2 separate regions of the Homo sapiens genome follow, and region 1 is linked to region 2. A link is a loop called in an ENCODE intact Hi-C map of the cell type or tissue named here. Cell type or tissue: endothelial cell of umbilical vein. All regions are shown on one strand. Each heading gives the region's core, and the rest is flanking DNA. Links, peaks and the distances in the headings are about the cores only.

Region 1 (8,348 bases), core at 130-8,129, 62 kb before region 2:
TTTTTTTCCTGGCTTGTCCACAACTTCTGGAAGCATCTTACTCAGATATCCTTTTTCAGCATCTTACTCAGATATCCTTTTTCAGCAGCCCCTTCAACTAGAGGCTGATCATTCTCTTTTATAGAGTATTGGGAGACAGGAGATGGAAAAAGGTAAAAAGAGTCAGTGAGAAACAGCTGCCAGAAGACAAGAGACTGAGTCCAGCATTCTCTTAGCTATCATTGTTCTTCCAAATCAGTATTTCTGTGTATTTCTATAAAAATGAATCTTCTTCTAAGCATCAGTATTGTTCTATTTCTGCCACTCCTATTTGTTAGCATCTACTGACCTCTTGGTTGCTCACTGTGAACTTAGACTCCTGGCTCCCAGTCTGAATAAATCTCTATCTTAATTTTTCATATCATGCTGGATGACTTCATTGTCCTTGTGGACAGTCATTTTCAGTTACACTGTACTTTAGCCCCATACACACATAGCCATACCCATCACCCAGAATTCCTCTCCTCTAAAATACTAAAACCTAATACGAGTCTATGACCATGTCTCCTAGCCTTTTAGCTTTTTACTCCCCTACTCCTTTAACATCTGTTTTTCCATCTCACAGAGCTCTAGTTTCTTGACTCTCCCATTTTATTTCAGTTTATCATACATGTCTTAGAATTATTTCCTACTCTTTTTTTGTCTTCTTTTTTCCTTTTTTTTTGGAGAATGGGGTCTTGCTATGTTGCCCAGGCAGGTCTTGAATTCCTGGGCTCAAGCTGTCTTCTTGCCTCTGTCTTCCTAAGTGCTAGCATTATAGACATGGCCACCACACCCAGCCAGAATTATTTTCTTCTCCATCAATCATTTTAACCATTTTGACCCCTGTGTTTTTAATCCCTTTACCCTCATTGCCTTATGTTGCATCTGCCTAGTAAAACTCAACCAATTCATCCTTTACCTTCTTCATGCCTACCCCAGAGGCTGCGTAGGACAACAGCAGAATAAATTGGAACCACTGTAAATTTGTTGTTGCACCTGTAACTGTGCCCTCAAAGCTTCCTGTGGGTCCTAATCAATATCATTTTTCATGCTCCAAAGTGCTTTTGTAAACCTTATATCATTCTCCAGAATTCTCTAACCCCACCATCTTCCCTGTCATGCTCATTATACCCCCAGCTTTACAAATAAAAATAAAGGCCATCAGCTTCTGTTGATGTATAATACCATGCAGATATATGGTATTATATCTGCATCTCTCTCCCAAATGCCTATAGACATTCTCATCCTTATTTATTTTCCTCCAATCTTTGTAGAAGAGATATCCCTCTTTATTCCACGGGAGATCTTTACGACTACTGACTAAATTTCAACTCTTCAAGACCTTGCTCCAGTAATTATTTCCTCTAAGAATTATTAAATAAATATATTTAACTTCCCTTTATACCAATTCAATCTCCTTAGCAAGTCATTCCCTTCAAAAAAAAAATGAGCAAGCAAATTTCTTAACTTTATATCCTCCCCCTCATCTTTCATTTGTAGCTGGGCTTTTTCCTTAGGCAGAGGGAACAGTTTATATACAAGCAAGAGCCATGAAAGAACATGGCATATATGCATGTCTCTTTCACCAGGATACAGGCACCTAGAAGACAGAGACAAAATATACATTTTCTTTTTTTTGAGACGGAGTCTCACTCTGTCGCCCAGGCTGGAGTGCAGTGGTGCGATCTTGGCTCACTGCAAACTCTGCCTCCCGGGTTCACGTCATTCTCCTGCCTCAGCCTCCCGAGTAGCTGGGACTACAGGCACCCACCACCATGCCCAGCTAATTTTTTTTATATTTTTAGTAGAGACGGGGTTTCACCGTGTTAACCAGGGTGGTCTTGATCTCCTGACCTCGTGATCCGCCTGCCTCAGCCTCCCAAAGTGCTGGGATTGCAGGTGTGAGCCACTGTGCACAGCCAAAATATAAATATTATTTAAAGCCATGCAAACAGGTAGATTTTCTGTATGGGAAAAATATACAGAAAGGATTTCAGTGTTCTCAAGAAGAAAGATAATTTCTATAATTAGGAGATAGAAAGATAAAGAGGAACCAGCAATGTAGACAGAGAAGACCATATAGCAGGAGGAGGAGGAGGAAACTAAAAGAGGAGGGCATTTGCAGTGAAACAAATGTCTAGATTGAGAAAGCGTATTGGAAATGATGTAAGGCTGTAGACTATGAATATATAAAATCAAGTTTATTAGCTTTTTTCTTTTACTATGACATTTTTTGAAAAAGAAGGATCTCTAAGCTCAATTCTAAATGGATGATTTGTATCACAAAGAATAGAAAATGCTTCTTTGTTTATGAAGAAAAATATCTACTCTTGGTAGTAGATACTTTGTTTTTTTTGTTTGTTTGTTTTTGAGACAGGATCTCACTCTGTTGTCCAGGCTGGAGTGCAGTGTCATGATCTCGGCTCACTGCAACCTCTGCCTCCCAGGTTCAAGTGATCCTCCTGCCTCAGCCTCCAGCATAGCTGGTACTACAGGCATGCACCACCACACCTGGCTAATTTTTTATTTTTATTTTTGGTAGAGATGGGGTTTCACCATGTTGGCCAGGGTGGTCTCGAACTCCTGACCTCAGGTGATTCACCCACCTTGGTCTCCCAAAGTGCTTGGATTACAGACATGTAGATACTTTATTTTGAGTTATAGTAAAAAAAAATGTACATTATGACCCAGCACACATATACAGATAAATGTTTGTTTTATATATGTTTGTATGCATCTATATGTGTGTGACTACACAATATATTTAAATAATTTAAGATATTTTTTCATGAAACAGTACATCTTTAGTACTTGTAGTATATTGTTTTCTATATTTTTCTATTCTATTTGATTTTTTAAATGCTAATTATGATCCACTAAATTGGTTTTATGACCTCATATTGGGTTGCAACCTTCAGTTTGAAACATGATTTCTTTAAGTTAGGTCGCTTCTCAAAAATAATTTTAGGCTAGCTACTATTAAAAATTTTGGTGCTGTAATTTGATGACTTCCTGTTTTGTGTGTGTATTGGCAGGGCCAGTGAGGCACGTCTCTTGATGTCCTCACTGGTACAAATTGGTAGTCTCTAGAGTGACTCCTGCCAGATCAGGAAGTGGTAGGTAATACGAAGAAATGATTCACAGAAATAGAATTTGTTTCTGGTCCTCAACAGTATCTTTTTTCCCTCATTTAGCCACCTTCTCCCCAGAAGATTGTAGACTGCAGTTGTCAGACACTAGGGCACAAGAAAAACTATAAACAATATGGGGTGAGTTGAGCTTAATAACTCACCTCCACCCACTTATATCTCACACATTAAATAGCTAAAAATGCTCCATTTTTAAGTGAGATATTTTTGACTAAAACCTTTCAATGTCCCTAAACAAATTGCTATATTTTATTTTGTCTGTTTCTAGTCATATCAAAAAGGCCAAACAATCAAAATATAGCATGAATGCTGCTAAAATTTGGAATTTTTTTCTTGCCGATGCTATTTACTGTTTAACCTTCCTAGGCTTCCACACACTTGCTTATAAAACAAACAGATTGATTCCCAACCCTCTAGGGTTCCACATGTTAGGATCAGAAGCTATTTTCAATATTCAGAAAACCTGATGTAAGTTACTTTGTTAGTCTTTATTGTTTATTATGTATCTTTGGTTAAAAAATTGACATTTATTTAGATTTATAGATAAAATCAGTATTTGAAGATCATAGGAAGAGAAGGGAATTGTGAAAGGGAGGGGTCCTTTGTGGTAAAAACATTGCTAATCCCTAACCTAGAAGTCTCTTAGTTCTCTTCTGTCACTAAAAATGGTATCAATCATGAAGGCTATACCGTTAGAAACCTTTTTTTTTGTGGTGATCAGTAATGTCTTTTTCCAGTGGACAAGTGATCCAACTGATCACTTTTTTCAAACCAGTTTGCCTTTTCTCTTTATTCAAAATACTTAGTTTCTAAACAGTGTTTATTTGCCTAATGTTAAAAAAAAAGTCAGAATATATGTGTTGCTTCTAATATTTCACAAAACAGTCAAGCCTTTTTTATTGGCTGGAATTTTGAAATAGCTAAGTGCTTTTTCTTTGTTTTTGAATAACTTCTTTTTTTTCTGGGTGACTTTTTTGACTTCGGTTACATTGGGAAGTCATAGCAGTGTTACATCCTTTTTCTTTACTAAAAAGGAAGGAAAGGAGGGAGAGAGGGAAGAAGGAAGGTAATTGCATTGGTGTTTTATTAGTAGGATCTTGCCTGTAGAATATTTTCTTGTTTCATATAAATGCAAGACCGATTAGATAATAGTTACTAAGAGCTATTCTTATTATATAGTTATTCCTGTTATTCCTGTAATCCTGTTTTACAATGTCTTGCTGTATGTTTTTATTATTGATTTATATTGTTTTTATACAAGAGGAATTTGAGGCACTGAATATTGTTATACCACTAAATGTGTGCAATGAATCATGAGAATCTTTTACACTGAAATAGTAAATGTTCATTTTACAAATGATACATGTGTCTAGTATGCATGTATTTAAACTATGACTTAATGGCTGGTTTTGTTCTTTGCTCATGTGTGTGTTAAAATGTAGATTAAGTAGGTATTTTTAATGAGAGTGGTCATAGGTTGGTATATTGTTTTAAATTCCCATGTGTTAACGTATCTTCCTGTGTCATGATTCTCTTGAGTTCATTACAGTAGAATCAGTTACTTAAGAACTGTTTAAAGGAGCAGGGAGGGTAGTAGGGGAAGTGAAATTAAAGCAGCCACTCTTGCTTGCTTTGTTGTTAATACATCTGAAGGAAATTACAATTACAATATTTATATTGTCCACAATAAATTTTCCTTTCTTTATTTTGTTAAAAAAAAGTGTTTTATAAGCATCTATTAAAAACAAGCCACGTGAAAACCACCCTCATTTTCTTTCTCTCCTTTTTTTCTCTTTCCTTCCTTCCTTCTGTCTCTCTCCTATTTTTCCTTTTTTCTTTCTGAGACTGAAAGAAAGGATGAGGAATGTCTATGGTCATGAGTAACACAATTTCCAAATGGCATCTTCACAAACAAACACAATATCATGTAAATAATGGGTTTTTTTTAAATTGTAGGTCACAACCCAATAAATTGGTCAGAAAATGAAAATATAGTTACGTGTCACTTAATGACAGGGATAATTCTGAGAAATGCGTCATGAGGTGATTTCATTTTGGGAACATCATGTGTACTTACACAAACCTAGATGGTATATCCTATTACACATGTAGCATATATAGTATAGCCTGTTGCTCCTAGGCTACAAAACTGTCCAGCATGTTACTACAGAGAATACTGTAGGCAATTGTAAAACAATGGTAAATATTTATGTATCTAAATATAGAAAAGGTACAGTAAAAATAAAGTATTATATCTTATGGGACTACTGTTGTACATGCTGTCAGTCGTTGACCAGAACGTTGTTCTGTGGCACTACGACTGTACGTGGGTCATCACAGGCATTTTTTAAAAAATATAGATAGAATATAGTAGAATAGAAAGTATCACAGTGTTATTTACTAAATACACCTGTTGTGTGTATTTACAAATTACATGTACTTTTTAAAGTTTATGTGCAATATGACATTTAGTATTTTACAGTTATGCAAAGTACTGTGAAAACTGACATGAAGAAGCCTTGAATTTACTTGGAGGAAGAAAGTGGGATTGAGGAAAAGCCTTTAGAAGAAGTGAAATTTAAATTGGGTCTTTGAAAATGTGTAGGCATTAGCCAAATGCTCTTAAGGGAGGTTGTTTGGGGATGGCTGTAGGGAGAGGTGGGATTTAGTGCTCCAGAGCAAGGGAAAAAATCTATCCAGATGCACAGTGGTGTTAAAGTACATGACATATTTGGGGATGAAGACAATAACAAATAGTCTTTTGAGGCTGAAGTTGTAAGATATTAAGGAGTGAGTTGCTGGTTAGAGAGAAAAGTGGAAAAATTAGATGTTTTATTCACATACAGATTTCAGACTTTGGTATTTGAGGTACACAGTTTCAAGTAGTAAGAATTCCAGATAAAAGATAAAAGCAGTATAAAAAATGCATGTAATGTAACAAAGTTAACTATCTTGAATCATCTGTGATGGGTCAACATTCTCATAAACTTACTTTATATTTTGAATAACACCAAGGTCCATAAATTGAATTAGCAAGATGGTAATATTGTAAGACAGGTAAACAAATAATAAAAATATTCTAAGACACTAATTTGATTTTAGAAAGAGTTATTCTTCAATTGCATAACAACATAACAGCTTTGCCATTCTGAAGATAGCTTGTAGTTCTTGAAATAACTTTTTCTAAAAGTAAAAGAACGATGAATTTGGTGAAAGCAAAATATATTGCTAACCCTTATTCTAGCTCTTTGAGGGATACATAGGTGCTTTGAAAATTCTTGAATGGTTATTGGAAATTTTTATCAAATATTTAGTATGAGAGCTTATGGCGTTAACATATTATTAAAATAATAATATTTGTTCTCATATTCAGGTCACTTGATTTACTGGCATAAGTAGAAATTGTAGTTTATTGGCAAAATAGTCTGTTTTCATCAATATTATAAAATTGCTTAGAAATACTGTGTGTAATATTTTTTCAGATAGCTTCTAAGTTGTTAGGACATAAATACTTAAGTTGTTTGAACCTGACTACTTAATAAATAGAAACATTAGGTATTTCTTTTGTCCTAGAAGCATCATGAAAGTATTACTGAGACACAAAGTATGCCGTGAACCAAGAAAGAACTTAGAAGTTCTACACTGTTTTTGGTCTTGAGGATAAGACAGACACATTTGCAATAGAAATGTTTAACATATGTAAAAAGAGCCCTGAGATTCATTCATTCACTCATTCACTTATTTATTTATTTATTTTGAGACGGAGTCTTGCTTTGTCACCCAGGCTGGAATGTGGTGGTGCGATCTCAGCTCACTGCAACCTCTGCCTCCCAGGTTCAAGCAATTTTCTGCCTCAGCCTCCTGAGTAGCTGAGATTACAGGTGCCCACCAGCACACCTGGCTAATTTTTTTGTATTTTTAGTAGAGACGAGGTTTCACCATCTTGACTAGGCTGGTCTTAAACCTCCTGACCTCGTGATCCACTCACCTCGGCCTCCAAAAGTGCTGGGATTACAGGCGTGAGCGACTGCGCCTGGCCTCATTTTTATTTTTGTAAGTGTATTTGTAGATTTTCATCATAGATCAAAGTATACACTTTTATATATACACACACACACACTTTTCCAGGTTCTGTGCAGTCCCATGTGTTTGAGCTTTCTGGCGATCTGGCTCTAGAAAACTGAAGTGTCATTGCAAAATAGATTGGGATACTTGGTGTCAAAAGCAGTATTTCTTATTCTTTTTAAACCTATACCCCTTTGATAGATATGAAAATCTCATACCATAGCTGTAGTAATATTGAATATGATTTTTTCAAACTACATATGGTTTATATTCCCCTACCCCCACCTACGGATTCTCATAGGCTCCTCTACATAGTTATGCCCTTAAGGAAGAGAGTCATTACTTTAAAGAAAGTAGCAAAATACACCTGAAATGTTGATTTCTTCATCATTTCTATATGGGAATGTAGGCTACTAGAGAGAACTTTTACCTATTTATTCATTCAGCAAACATGGATTGAGTATACTGTATGCAAGCTCTTTATGGTACAAAGATAATGATGATAGGCCACGCAAAAACTTGTATGAGAGTGTTAACAGCAGCATTATTTACATAGTTTAAAAAACTAGAAACAATTCAAATGTCTGCAGACTGAAGATATTTAAACAAAATATAATCGCTTCTCGGCCTTTTGGCTAAGATCAAGTGTAAACAAAATATATATCCACAGAATGAAATACTATTTGGCAATAAAAGGAACTCAGTATAACAGACTTACATTATGATACAAAATGGATGAAACTCAAAATCATCCTGCTAAGTTAAAGAACCCAAACACAAAAGATTATATATTGTATGATTCTTTTACATGAAATGTTCAGAAAAGGCAAATCAGCAGAGACAGAATACAGATCAGTGTTTGCCTGGGGTAGGGGGTGGAAGTGGGGATTGACAGCTAATGGCCATGATGGAAGTATAGGAGGTGACAGAAATGTTCTAAAATTGGATTTTTATGATGATTGCACAACTCTATAAATTTACTGAAAGTCAATGAATTGCATGTTTACAGTAGATGAATCCTATGGTAGGTAAGTTATACCTCAAACAAATTATTTAAAATAAATTTTCATTATAAAAAAAGATAAAGATTTTAGAACTGTTACCTTTAGAGTT
Region 2 (8,348 bases), core at 277-8,276:
TCCTTCTCTCTGTGCCTATCTCCTATTATATTTCTTCTCACTCCCTTTTTAGGTTTGTTAACTAACCATAATATGGAATACATATTGTTATTTCTCACATTTCTAGAATACATCTTTGTGATCTGCATTTATTTTATATTCAATTCTGATTACTATATTCTGTATTATAGCTGCTTAAAGATGTACTCCAATCTTATTTCCATTTTTAAATGACTATAATTTTAGCTTATGTTTATCACTTTTTTCAGTTCAATTAAGAAAAAAGTTTCTGCCCATATGTATGTACTACCTGAAGCTTTCATAAAATGAGCACTTGAGACACTGTGTAAAATGTATAGAATCCTGGCCAGGCATGGTAACTGACACCTGTAATCTCAGCATTTTGGGATGCCAAGTTGGGAGGATCACTTAAGGCCTGGAGTTCGAGACTAGCTTGGGCAACATAGTGAGACCTCATCTCTAAAAAATTATTTTTTAATTAGGCAAGTGTCGTGGTACACACCTGTATTTCTAGCTACTTGGGAGGCTGAGGCAGGAGGATCACTTGAGCCCAGGAGTTCAAAGTTACAGTGAGTTATTATTGTACCAATGTACTCCTGCGTGGGCAACAGATTGAGACCCTGTGTCTTTAAAAAAAAAAAAAAAAAGGATTATAGTATCCTTATATTTCTTTTAAAGTGGTTATAGTTGTTAGCATTTCATTTAGTTAAATAAATGAAATTGTGTCTTTTCCAGGAGAGAAGGCAGAAACACATAGTTTATCTGCTCCAGAATTGTTATTTGGTTATAGAACAAAAGGAGTGGGGAAAAGCAGAAATAGATATTTTTTAATGTAAAAACACCAAACTTCTATTTAACTCATGAATTAAAGAGGAAACCAGCCAGTTGTCACTACTGGTTCAAAGGAGAGACAATATATTTTCCACATGATGGTTAGTTAACAAACCTTTACTGTGGAGTAAAGGAATGCTGATATCCATTTACAAATGGACACAAAATTTGCTTTTTCTACTGGAGGTGGGGTGTGGTGGAGGAGTAGAGGGTAAGATGGAATCTGTTGGACCTCCGTCAGACAGAATTTATTTGTGTGCCTATAGACAGAATTATTGGCATTTATCCACAATTTATACAGAATTATAAAATAACTCCAAGACCAGAAAAGGCACAAACTCCATAGAAACATAACCTAGAAAGGTATGGTGTAAACAATGCATAATTTTCCATTTTAGTGCATAGTAATTATTTTTGCTTATTCCAAAGTCTTAACTTTTCCTTACAGCAATAACCTACTACAAGAATGTTTCCAAGGCTGTTGATCAAATGTGTAACAGAAAGGGATTTTTAAAAATAAGCCTAGACACACATACATAAGAAAGATATTGGAAGAGGTTCTGATGATCTGATCTGGGAAGGGGTATCTGATACAGCAGAAGAAAAGTTGCTAAACTCTGTCAAGAAAGGAAGTCCTAAATGGTGTCATTGATGCTTTTATAATCACTGAAGAGGTAACTTTGTTATTGAGGAGCCAGTAAATAAGGATCTATATGGATAATAAATTGAATATAAATAGTTTAATAATGAAATTACTTTCTTGATTACATCAGTCACATCCAGTTTTATTCAACAAACATTTACAAAACATCTTCAATGTATCAGGCACTACTAGATGCTAGGCATACATAGATGAACAAAACATATCTTGCCTTTAAAACCTCCTCTTGGAGCTCACGGTTTGGTAAGGGAAATAGACTAATTACAATAGAACATGGAAGTGCAATAATACTATATTATCAGTATTGTATAGGGTATAAGGTGGTTTCAAAGAGGAAGTGGTTAACTCAGTGAAGGTTTTGAGGAACAGTCAAGTTCTGTGGTTTTTTTTTAATTAAACATTTTGTTTTGAGATAATTGTAGAATCACATGCATGGCAAGAAGTAATGCAGAGAGATCCCATATACCCTTTGCATAGTTTCCCCAGTGGTAACACTTTACAAACATAGTATAATATCACAGCCAGAATATTGACATTCATACAGTCAAGATACAGAACATTTCCATCACCACAAGGATCCCCCCTGTTGCCTTTTTTGCACAGTATTCCCCCGACCCTATCCATACCTTCACTTTCTGCAGTTTTACTTATCGGTGGTCAACCACAGTCTGAAAACTTTATGCTATTTTGAGAGAGAAAGAGACCACAGTCACATAACTCTTATGGTTTTCGTTTTGTTTTTTGAGACAGGGTCTCACTCTGTCACCCAGGCAGGAGTGCAATGGTGTAATCTCAGCTCACTGCAGCCTTGACCTCTTGGGCTCATGCAGCCCTCTCACCTCAGCCTCCTGAGTAGCTAGGACTACAGGTGTGCGCCACCACACTGGTTTAATTTTGTTTATTTTTTGTAAAGGTGAGGTCTCCAACTCCTGGACTGAAGCAATCCTCTCACTTCGGCCTCCCAAAATGTTGGGATTACAGGCGTGAGCCACCACGTCCAGCCTTCCACATAACTTATTACAGTATATTATGATTGTTCTGCTTTATTATTATTGCTAGTCTCTTGCTGTGCTTAATTTATAGATTAAACTTTATCATAGCAGTACTATCCATGGTTTCAGGCACCAACTGGGGGTTTTGGAATGTATCCCCCACAGATTGCAATGGTGCAATCTCAGCTTACTGCAGCCTCCACCCGTTGGGTTCAAGCACTTCTCATGCCTCAGCCTCCCAAGTAGCTGGAATTACAGGCGCACACCAAGCCCAGTTAATTTTTGTATTTTTAGGAGAGACGGGTATTCGCCACGTTAGCCAAGCTGGTCTTGAACTCCTGACCTCAAGTTTTCCACCCGCCTCGGCCTCCCAAATTACTGGGATTATAGGCATGAGCCACTGCCACTGCGCCTGGCTTCTTTTCATTTTTTAAATTCAACCTATTTTCTTTCTTGTTCAGGTTAGGAAATTTCTATTCTATCTTTCAGTTGCCAGTTCTTTCCTCTGTCCCTTCTATTATTCTGTTAACAGTGAGTTTTATTTCAGTTATTGTATTTTTGGCTTCTAATATTTCTATTTGGTTCTTCTTTGTGTTTCCTGTATCTTTGGTGAGACTGTTTCTTTGCTAAGGCATTTTTATCATAGCTGCTGTGAGATCTTTGTCCAGTAATTCCAACATCTCTATCATCTCAGTTTTGACATCTTTGATTGTCTTTTCATTAAGTTTGAGATCTTCCTTGTTCTTTGTATGACTAGTGATTTTTTTAATTGAAAACTGGACAGTTTGGGTATTTTGTTATTAGACTATAGACACACACACACACACACACACACACACACACACACACACACCCTACCTCTTAATTATCCTTTGGATTGAGAACATTTCCTGCTTTTGCATGGTATTGCTAGCTGCTAACTGAGAGCTTTGGCAGCCTTACCTTCTGTGGCACAAATAATAGTGCATTCATGTGGTTTTTTTTTTTTTTTTTTTGTATTTTGTTGTATTTTGTTCGTTTTTCTTGAAATCAGTGGGAATTATCTGTGGTGATATTACACACAATTTTTTTAATGTCTCATAAGTGTAATACAGTTAAAACAGCTATAGGAATCATTAGGCATGCAGAAAGCAGCAACTTTTAAACATCATTGTGACACTCATTGAATTAAAAGCAGCTGTGTTTTGTTGTAAAGGAAAAAAATGATGTCTACAAAATGTTAGAACAATGCCGTTAAAGGTTGTATCTAAAAGGCAAGGAAAGTTTAATAGGGGTTTTGCTTTATCTATTTTTAGCTCTCAGGAACTTATCCTCATATAAGTCTGTTGCTTAACTTTTTCACATTCAACTTATTAACAAAAGACCATGAGATTGGCAGAGGAAGCAAAAGGAAAGCTTTATTTCCTGTAAAGGATTACAATCTGCAGGTCAGGAAACTAAGCTTCCAGCCAAAACCAAATACATAGGCTTCAGTTACAAAGGGGAGAGGTTGGAATTTATCCCCAGTGGGGTTAGCTCCGCATACATATTTAGCAGGTTATAGGAGAATTTATGAATATTTATGAGGGAAACCAAATGTGTGGTGAGTAAACATATATGTTACATATGTCCCATGTTCACTTCGGAGTAGGCAGTTAACATTAAAGTGAAGTGAAATTCGGCTCTTTGTGTCAAAAGGTGAAACACAGAGCAGAGCACAGAGGCATCTTGTGCTCAGTCTCTGTGGACCAGCCAGAACGAGTCTGTGATCAGCAGTCATTTATCAAAAAGGAATGCTTTGTAAGGCTAGTCACCTATCGTGGCAAAAGCACGATAAGGGAGGGGAGTTTGGCCACAGTGTCAGATGGTCTGTTGAGGTTGGGGAAGAAATCTTGCACACATTGTTTTTAGGGACTGGTTTCTGTTTAATTATAGGAAAGAAAGTCTTGGCGGCTGATAATGAGATAAGGGAATGTGGAGGTGTGACTGACCTCCTGCCTTTGTCAAAGCCTTAGAATCTGGTTTTAAAGTTTTCTGTTTGCCACAGCTGTCCATTTCATTTTGCCTGGAGGGCCTAGGAGCTACAAACTTAATAGGTGTTTTCAGGGACACATTATATGTGTAGGCTGCCCAGAGACTATGTTGCCTTTCCCAAGTATTTGTTGGAAGGTAAAGCATTGTGCAGAAAATACAAAAATGAGTGAAACATAGCCTCAATTCAGTTTGGCAAATATTAATTAAGCCCCTACTATGTCCAGCATGGTACATGGGCCCTAGAAAAATGCTGATGTGAGATCTTTCTGTGAAAGACATTACAATTTAATGGAAAAGACAAATATATATTCAATTTGCTCTACTCTAAAGTTAAATTCTTTTCACAATGCTAGATAGAATACAATATTACAGGAAAGAAAAAAATTGTGTATATACAGAATGAAAGACAGTATAAGCACAAGCAAAATGTTTTGTGAAAAGAATGTCATAGGAAGGAGAGATTAACTTTTTTCTAAACTTTAATGTATTTTGTCCTTTGTTAACATATTATTAAATTTTTTATCTCAAAAATGTTAACTTGAAAAGGGGTTTTTACAGCTGGGCACAGTGGCTCACACCTGTAATCCCAGCACTTTGGGAGGCCCAGGAGGGCAGATTATGAGGTCAGGAGATCGAGACCAGCCTGGCCAACATGGTGAAACCTCGTCTCTACTAAAAATACAAAAATTAGCCGGGTGTGGTGGTGTGTGCCTGTAGTCCCAGCTATTTGGGAGGCTGAGGCAGAAGAATCACTTAACCCAGGAGGTAGAGGTTGCAATGAGCCGAGATCATGCCACTGCTCTCCAGCCTGGCGACAGAGTGAGACTGTGTCTCAAAAAAAAAAAAAAAGTGGGGGGAGGGGGGACGGTTTTACTATAACTTTCATTGCTTTTCTCAGCTCCTAACTCAGCCTTTTCCTCTTTATTCTTACAGACCACCTTGTCTCCTACTAGCTTAAGAAAATTGAGGCTATCAGGAATCATTTTCCTTCAGCTACCTTCTCCCTACATGCTTATTTAATCTAAACCCCTTTTTACTGTATTTTCCCCAGTCTAAAGTAACAAGGTGTCCTTCCTCCTGTGCACTGCTCTCATTTCCCCTTGTCCCAGGATCTAGCTCTGGCAGTTGTCCCTTGTTTTTCCCAAATCTTCAAACTGTTTGTCATTACTGGCTCCTTCCTTCTAGCCTATGTACATGCTTAAGAGTCCCCTACTCTAAAAAGATTTCCCTTACCTCATTAAGCCATCTGGTCTAGTCTTTTTTCCTTTTCTCTATCCTGCATCTCAAAACAGTAATCTATCTATTCTTATTCTTACTGTCTCCATTCCTATAACCACAATAACTCTATAGTAATTAACACATATTTAGAAACCTTGAAATGTAAACAAACATAGAATTAGAATTTAAATTTTTTAAGAGATAAAGAGAAGCTCTGTAACATTTCAGAGAGTTCTCATCTCTTTGAGTCTTTGGTATTAAAAAAAAAAACTGGAAATAAACTCAACCAAGTGTAGTCAAACACAGTGTGATTCCCCTTATAGATGGAAGACTTATCTCTCATTGTAGCCTGTCCTTTTCATAGAAAGAGCTTCTAAATTATTTTGATGGTTGCAACCACTGTCTGTGTGACTCCCCAGTCTGTATCTGAAGCTTTTTAGTTTTTTCCAGTTGTTTTCTGGGCTTCCTCCACCTCGATGTTTCGTAAGTACCTTAAAGTCAACACGTCAAAAAATAAACTCATTTTTTTTCCTAAGCATGCTTCAAGCCCCATGTTCTCTAACCTAGTTTATGGCACCATGCCACTCACCCAGGTTAAAAACTAGGAGTTATTTTTGACTGTATCCTTCATCTCACCTTCAAAATTTACCAAGTCCTGCCAATTTTAGTTCCCAAGTATTTCTTAATTTTTGCCTTACCTCTCTGTTCCTTAAACTTATACTCAATTCTAGTCCTCATTGTTTCTCACTGGGCTGTTGCCACAGCCATATTAATACACTGCTTTCAATCTTTACACCTCAAACTCATCTCCCCAAAGATACCTAGAGCTGCACTGTTGCATAATTTAACTACCAGCTACATCAGTCTGTTGAGCATTTGAAGTGTGCCTAATCTAAATCGAAATGTGCCGTAAGTATAACATACAAACTGGATCTTGAAGACTTAGTTTGAAACAAAAAACTGTGAAGGATATCAATTTTATTTTGACTATATATTAAATGTAAAAGTGATAACATTTTAGGTATAGATTACATAAAATATATTATTAATTTTACCTGTTTCCACCTTTTTGAATATGGTTACTAGAAATTTTATTATTACATATACTCTTTCTCCACCTTCACATGAAAATGTGGCTGGTTCCTTGTCAGTACCCAAGTCCCAACTTAAGAAACCTTCTCTGCCTGAACGCTGTTTCTGCCTGAATACTGTCTGAAGGAATTTTGTCTTATCATCCTGTTCTGTTTTCTTCATGGTATTTTTCACTGTGTGAAATCATCATCTTTACTTATATATCTGATCATTGTCTACCCCTACGAAATAGGAGGCTTTACTGAGGCAGGAAATTTGTCTGACCATTAGTAAATAAGATTCACTGTTGTGTACCTGGTACCTAGAATAATATCTGGCATGTGCAGGTACTCTTTATTGAATGAATGGTTTCTATTCTGCTTGAAATGGTTCTCTCTGCCCCATAAACTTGTTTAACTCAAGTCCTTTCATGATTCAGCTCAAGTAGTACCTCCTTCAGGAAGATTTTCCTGGCTATTTCCCCTCCTGGCTTATTGATTCCTTTTCTATGCACAGTTCCAGAACTGTACCTATACATTGTGTTTTTGACTAAATTCTCTCTCCTCTTTTAGACTTGGCCCTTAGTAGTTCTTCAGTATATTCTCATTCCCTAGAATGTACCTAGTTAGGTTACCCAGTAGACATTCAGTATTTGTTTGCTGAATATACAAGCAAGCAGATGTTTTTTTGGAGTTAGTCTTTAGTATTCTAGTTATACAATAAATAATGCAGGTTATAGTATATACTCAGTAGTAAACAGTTCTTGAATTAGTAAAGGAATTCCTATGTACTATTTTTATTATAAAAACAATATAGTGGCCGGGTGTGGTGGCTCACACCTGTAATCCCAGCACTTTGATAGGCCGAGGCAGGCAGATCACCTGAGGTTGGGAGTTTGAGACCAGCCTGGCCAACATGGAGAAACCCTGTCTCTACTAAAAATACAAAATTAGCCGGGCGTGGTGGCGCATGCCTGCAGTCCCAGCTACTCAGGAAGCTGAGGCAGGAGAATCGCTTGAACCAGGAGGTGGAGGTTGCGGTGAGCCTAGATTGCACCATTGCACTCCAGTGTGGGCAACAAGAGTGAAACTCCATCTCAAAACAAAAACAAACAAAAAATATAGCAAAATTAAAGTCTTACTTAAATCATTTGTATAACCACCCTAATAACAATTATTTTCCTCAGCCCACTTTCTTCCTTAATCTTACTTCCCTCATCTGAGATAACCACTTCTGTTTTTTTCCCATAAACATAATTTTATATACAGTATGAAATAAGCAATAATATGTGTAATAACTTTTAAATTCTATTTTCCCACACTATGTTAGAAATTTTGTAATGTTACTTCATGGTTTTATGAAACTACTTTTTTCGTTTTAAAGTTGAGATGGACTTAGAGAAGCAATGCTGTCTAGTACAAAATGTTCCTTAGATGAGGATTCCTCATTCTGGTTCCCCCATTTAGCCTTAGGCCCTATGAGTTCCTTTTTTGTCTCAATCATTTTAAGAATGTGAATTTTCTGTAACCACAAAGCTTGGAAGAGGCAGTCTATATTCAAAC

The links. A loop is a pair of places that touch in the nucleus more often than their neighbours do. Peaks named below come from ENCODE experiments on the same cell type or tissue, not always from the same donor. Only the 100,000 strongest peaks of a DNase experiment are listed, where the experiment ranks them.
Region 1: it touches region 2 in a loop (2.1-fold over the local background); 5 of 110 quality-filtered maps call a loop at or near these places.

Annotation. Positions count from the first base shown.
Region 1 is chr1:180,788,899-180,797,246 of GRCh38, forward strand. All of the region lies in intron 3 of XPR1 (xenotropic and polytropic retrovirus receptor 1), which reads left to right. Among named protein-coding and RNA genes, the nearest start is that of LINC02816, 110 kb to the right of the region's middle. In endothelial cell of umbilical vein, for the core only: no CTCF peak of the experiment used is centred there; no DNase peak of the experiment used is centred there.
Region 2 is chr1:180,850,332-180,858,679 of GRCh38, forward strand. All of the region lies in intron 11 of XPR1 (xenotropic and polytropic retrovirus receptor 1), which reads left to right. LOC124904464 (a long non-coding RNA gene) reads right to left here. Exons shown (of 2, transcript XR_007066760.1): 2 at 1,557-8,348. Among named protein-coding and RNA genes, the nearest start is that of LINC02816, 52 kb to the right of the region's middle. In endothelial cell of umbilical vein, for the core only: no CTCF peak of the experiment used is centred there; a DNase peak (open chromatin) is centred at 3,910; H3K27ac peaks cover 573 bases.